Linked DNA regions of Homo sapiens: region 1 is linked to region 2. A link is an interaction called in ENCODE POLR2A ChIA-PET data of the cell type or tissue named here. Cell type or tissue: OCI-LY7. All regions are shown on one strand. Links, peaks and the distances in the headings refer to the core of each region. The heading gives the core; the rest is flanking DNA. Region 1 overlaps C10orf67 (chromosome 10 open reading frame 67). Region 2 overlaps PIP4K2A (phosphatidylinositol-5-phosphate 4-kinase type 2 alpha).

Evidence for each region. Peaks named below come from ENCODE experiments on the same cell type or tissue, not always from the same donor. Only the 100,000 strongest peaks of a DNase experiment are listed, where the experiment ranks them.
Region 1: POLR2A ChIA-PET joins it to region 2 with 22 read pairs; 3 of 35 experiments call an interaction of 5 or more read pairs at or near these places.

What each region holds. Positions count from the first base shown.
Region 1 is chr10:23,339,502-23,342,425 of GRCh38, forward strand. The region is part of intron 1 of C10orf67 (chromosome 10 open reading frame 67); the gene reads right to left. Among named protein-coding and RNA genes, the nearest start is that of C10orf67-AS1, 3.0 kb to the right of the region's middle. In OCI-LY7, for the core only: no CTCF peak of the experiment used is centred there; no DNase peak of the experiment used is centred there.
Region 2 is chr10:22,614,538-22,617,461 of GRCh38, forward strand. The region is part of intron 1 of PIP4K2A (phosphatidylinositol-5-phosphate 4-kinase type 2 alpha); the gene reads right to left. Among named protein-coding and RNA genes, the nearest start is that of PIP4K2A, 99 kb to the right of the region's middle. RefSeq lists enhancers at 925-1,493, 1,233-1,302, 1,353-1,402, 1,433-1,672. In OCI-LY7, for the core only: no CTCF peak of the experiment used is centred there; a DNase peak (open chromatin) is centred at 1,374; H3K4me3 peaks cover 1,440 bases; H3K27ac peaks cover 2,149 bases.

The sequences.
Region 1 (2,924 bases), core at 252-2,751, 720 kb after region 2:
TGTACCTTTCAGCAAGTTTCGCAGCCACTGGGCAAGCCATCCCTGCAGACCAGCAGTTGTCACACCCTCTGGCAAGTTTCTCTCCCACCATGTCTTCTCCAAAGAGGTATCATTCCTAATCTCAGCCTTTGAGGGCGGGTCTTCTAACTCCTTAGTTTCTGCCCTGTTTCCTCTTCCTCAGACCTGGAGGTCATAGCTGCTTTTTGTGTTTGCTATCAGTGTATTGTCTAGAGTCTTCTTTTACCACCTTACTGCCTTTCACTAGTTAAAAATCCTTCTTACTATTTAACAGAGAACAGGAAATAGTCCCTGTTGAAATTAGCAGTGAGGTTTCTGCCTCCTGTCTGGACCCTGAGTGCTACATCAATATAGTAAATATAAACAGCCATGGGAACTAATTCTGTTTCTGTATAGTCTACACTGCTGCACATTTAACAGATCCCAGTGATTCACTTTTCCAGTCTAGAAATGCAATCCTTTACCCTACCCAGTGCTAAGCGGCTCCTTTTTACTATTCAGCCACATTTTTCATTAAGCATGAACATGTATGTTCTTCTGTTCCTTCCCATTTTAAGCAAAAGACCTATCATGGGTGGTTTATGGAGTGTGAATAGTTTTTACCAATTTTTTTTCAGGATATGATTTAGAAACTTGAAATTATGTTTTCAGGTATTCCTTCTGGTACCATAATATTACAATAATACAATATGATATTTTAAAATCAGGTTCAGGCTGGGTGTGGTGGCTCACACCAGCATTTTGGGAGGCTAAGGTGGGCAGACTGCTTGAGCTTAGGAGTTTGAGACCAGCCTGGGCAACGTGGTGAAGCCCTGTCTCTACAAAAATACAAAAAAAAAAAAAAAAAAAAATTAGCTGGGCCTGGTGGCACACACCGGCGGCTCCACCTAGTCAGGAGGCTGAAGTGAGAGGATCCCTTGAGCTCAGAGGTCAGAGGCTGCAGTGAGCTGTGACCATACCACTGCACTCCAGCCTGGGTGACAGAGGGGCAGCCGGAAATGGCAGATTCTTCTTCTAACTCCCTGATGAGGATAAGCCCATGACTCTCCGATTTCACCAGTCCTAACTCTTTATGTGACTGACTCAAAAAGTTCCAGCTCATTCAGAATCTAACTGAATGAGGAAGATTTATTCTTCAGTGTCCCTTCAAATTCCAAATGTCTCTAATTTTAGCTAACAACCCTGCTACCTAGAATGGAAACCCACATCACAACAAATTAGCTAAGTGGTTCCTACACAGTCTTTATTTATAGTCTCAGCAATTCTATTTCTGAATAATAAGTTGGTGGTTATGCATAAAACAGAATTTGGGGAAGATAATTATGTTTTTTAAAATAAATTACATACAAAATTAACGTCCTAATTTATTTTGGAAAACAGACCTATGAATATGTATTAATAAAATGCAATGACTCTTCTCACTGAATCCTAGAATTGTCCATCCTACAAATGCTTATTAATAAATCAGTCAATGAAGACAACATTAGGTGTGTTAAACTTTCACTGTGGCATATTTCTCAGGGCTAAATAAGAATATTGCTTCCTTTTACTCCTCTTCAAAGAACACAGAACTTTGATGTGCCCCATGGCTCATAAACTTCTCTAACTACACTCACTTCCTGGCTGATGTCACCAAGGCTCTCAGCTTAAGACACCATCTTTGTGCTAATTATTTCCAAACTGATACAGCCGAGCTGAACCTCTCTTCTTAACTTCAGACTCATCTAATCAACTACCTACTTAACAGCCTAAATGGATGTCTAATAGTCACTGCTGACATATAATGACCAGAAGTAAGCTTATGATATTCCCTTCAGACCTGTTCATCTCATTATCCTCCCCATCCGGGTTACTGGCAATTCCATTCTACCTGTTCATCACAGTCTCTCCGGACCTCCAACCACTGCTACCCCATGGTCATCTTCCATGAGGAATATTGTAATAGTCTCCTGTTTCCTTGTTTCTGCCCTCGTCCTCACTATAGTCTATTATCTAAACAGCCGTCAGAGTAATCCCATTGAAGGATAAATCAAATCATGTCACTCCTCTTTTCCAATCCCCTCATGGCTTCCCATCTCAAAGTAAAAGCTGAAGTCCTTAAGGTAGTCTAAAGTCCCTCGCCACAGGCACCGTCCCCCTTCCCTCTGACTTCACCTCCACTATTCTCCCTCTCTGCTCCAGCCACACTGGCCTCCTTGCTGCTCCTAGGACATCCAGGCACCATCTTTCTACCCAGTGTTCTCTCTGCCTGGAACACTTGCTAGCCTGATAGATCCTTAGGGCTCCCCCCTCAAGCCTGCAAGTCTTCACCCCAGTGTCATTTTCTCAGTGAAGCCTTCCCTGATCACCATTTCTAAAATCTGCAGTCCAGGCCGGGTATGGTGGCTCATGCCTGTAATCCCAGTACTTTGGGAGGCCGAGGCTGGAGGACTGCTTGAGCCCAGGAGTTTGAGACCAGCCTGGGCAACACAGCAAGACCCTGTATTAAAAATAAATTAGCCAGGCAGGCTGGGGTGTGCTTGTCGTCTCAGCTACTCAGGAGGCTGAGGTGGAGGGATCGCTTGACTCCAGGAGTTCAAGGCTGCACTGAGCCATGATTGTGCCACTACACTCCAGCCTGGGTGACAGAGTGAGACCCTGACTCTAAAAAACAAAACAAAACAAAACAAAAATTAAATCACAGCTCCCTCCCCACTTGCCACACACACACACACACACACACTCTCACACACTTACTCACTTTCCTCTTCTCCCTCCCCATGTTCGGTTTCTTCCTTATCACTAACCACTATCTAACTTATTACATAGTTTACTTGTTTATCTAGTTCATCATCAATTCCTGACTAGGATGCAAACTCCACAAAGGCCGGGCTTTCGTCTGCTTTGTGGACCACGTTCAGCACCTG
Region 2 (2,924 bases), core at 337-2,836:
GTGGTAGCTAGATTTAATGACTTGTAAACAAACACTTCACAAAACAGAGGATCTACTACTTAAAAGAGAAGCTTTTAATTAGTAAACTATTTTTTCAATAGTGTACCCATGAGCCTCTATATTATTTTTTCTACAACACATTTTATTGTGTTGTATATGAGGCTTAGCGATCATTCGTCAGTTTTACTGAAATGGATTACTTGCAGAGCTGCTTAATAACTGAAAAGACATTTAACTTCCTGAAAAACTCTCTCCTTTAGCCTGTTACTTTGCTCTTACCCAAACTAAAATATATTGCTTGTCTCTAGTTCAAATTTTGGTGCAAATGCAGGTAATGGCAATGAGCTCCCAGATTGAAGAAGGCTGAGTTAATCCTATTTGTTAACTTCAATATTTTATATAGCGCTCTGGGCTGTGAACTTTCAGATTTCAAAATAAAGATTCTTGGGTTTCAAAGTCTCCAGTTTTAGAAAACTTTAAATTATTAGTTTGGCATCCTACCTAGACCAACCATTCTATATGATCTACCCTAAAATTGATAACTAACAGTGGTTTATCATCATTATTTTACACTTATTATCAGGATTTTTTTTTTAAAAGATAGGGTTGCTCAGGCTGGAGTGCAGGGGCATGATCATGGCCAACTGCAGTCTTGAACTCCCAGGCTCAAGCAGTCCTCCTGCCTCAGTCTTCTGAGAGCTGGGACTACAGGCGCACACCACCATGCATGGCTAATTTTAAAAATTTTTTTGTGGTGACAAGGTCTTGCTATGTTGCCTGGGCTCAACAGATCCTCTTGCCTCAGCCTCTCAAAGTGTTGGAATCACAGGCATGAACCATCCCACCTGTCCTTTCATCAGTATTTTTTATACAAAGAATTGACACTTTTCTAAGATACTTATATTGGGAACACGCACACATATAGTTCTATCTATATGTTACATAATGTTCATAAAGGAAACAGAAAGATTTGTGTTAACCATTACTGTTTTGAAGGAAAGAATCATACACCCTTTATAGGAATAAGCATATATTGTGAAATCCAAACAGTTTTTAATTCATGAAGATGAAAGTGGTTTTTGAGTTTATTAAAATTTTCTTAGGTTAGCTGAACAAAGTGAAAGCACCAGTTATACTATCACATACAGGCCACCTTTAAGGTTCCTTCAGGTTGCAAATATTCAATAAAATTCTCACAGCAAAAGAGCAATATCACTTTACACTTAATGGTTGTCAAATACTTAATGGTTGTCAATCCCCTTTGGCAAACACAGTATAGTTCTCTCTGTACTGCTGGTCACACTCACAGGCCTGTAAAACAAGTGTATTAGAAATTCCCCGCCCCACACAGAGTGGCTGGAGCCTGGGGCCCCAGGGCATCCTGGGAGCGACTTCTTGTTCCTGTTTATGCCGGACTTCTTGTTCCTGTTTATGCCGTGCCAGTCACCCCCAAATTGCAGGTGTGGGTCTGCACTGCCTTGCTGCCCGGCCATTGGGCATCAAAGCTGCCCATGCTGGGGCTCCAAAGATGACATAAAATAAAGCAGCTTTGTTGTCTGCATCAATAGAAACAGGGTCAAACGGGGCGGAGAGGGCTAGTGCAGAGCGCCAAAATGTCCCTGATTATGGTATGACTCAAGAGTGGGGGCAGGGGAGAGAGCAGAGGGGGAGCTGACATGTGGCAGGGAGAGGGAGGAAGCCGGGGAGAGCTCCTCAGGCTTGGCTCAGCTTTACCCTAACTCACTGCCACACTTGGCACTAACCTTACGGCTCATGCTAGGTGCACATGTGCCAAGACCCACGTGAGGCACTCCACACACAGTATCTTATCTGATCTTTACAACCCAAGGGGGTAGAGGTGCTATTATCATGCCCATTACACAGATAAGGAAATTGAGGCTTAGTGAGATTAGAAAAGGCCCAAGCTATTAAACAGTAGAGCTGTACCTGGAACTCAGTCCAATCTTAAATCTTCTGCCAACATAACTCACATGAGTTACCTGGAATATAAAATTCAGGGAGCTGGACTGGCTGAGCCCAAGATACTTTCAAATTCCTAACAGCCAGTGAGATAAGATTCCTAGCAACTTCATAAGATATCTGCCTGAAATTTAAGTCTTCATTGTGTTCAAAAAAACTTCTAAAAGATTCCTTATTTAAAAAAAAAAAGTAATTAAGTACATGTTTAGGGCAGATGATAAAATACACACTTAACTGAATATGTACCATGGGCTACTACAATTACACCAGCTGTGGTATAATAGCACAATGTAAATCTGGAAAGAACTGTGTGACTGAAAAGTTGTCATCTAACATTTCTTGTCATTTTAAAAAAGGGAAAATAAATACTCCTCAAAGCTCCATTAAATCTTAATGAATCATACACAATATCCTTGAAGGATGTAAAATCTACTTCTAAGCCAATTATTTATTAAAGCCAATTGTCTCAGTTTCCTTCATGAAAAATATAATTAACACAAAACACAGTAACATTTATGTGGGCCTTTCCTTTTAAATTACTATATAGCCCAACTCAGAAAAGGTACCTTGATTCCTCTCCTGAGCAAGGCATTGACATTTACATCACATGCAAGTTCCCTCCAACACTGCAAAACACACAGGTTTGTTTTTTCGTGTGAGACTGGCTGACTGCAATGAGTATCACTCCTGCAGATGTAAGACTAAATTCACACTGGCAGGAAAAGAGAGGTTGCAATTAAGCTGCAAAAATGGGAATACTAAATAGCTACTGGACAAGGAATAAATAAGTGAGACCCAGCTGGTAACGGTTCTGAAATTACGGCATACAGGGGTGTCCCCACAAAGCCATCTCACAGTGTGACATTTAAAAAATAAACCTCACTAATTTATATCATTTTTAAGTCAAGCAAAGAATATGCTCATAAATCCTGAGAGGCATTATT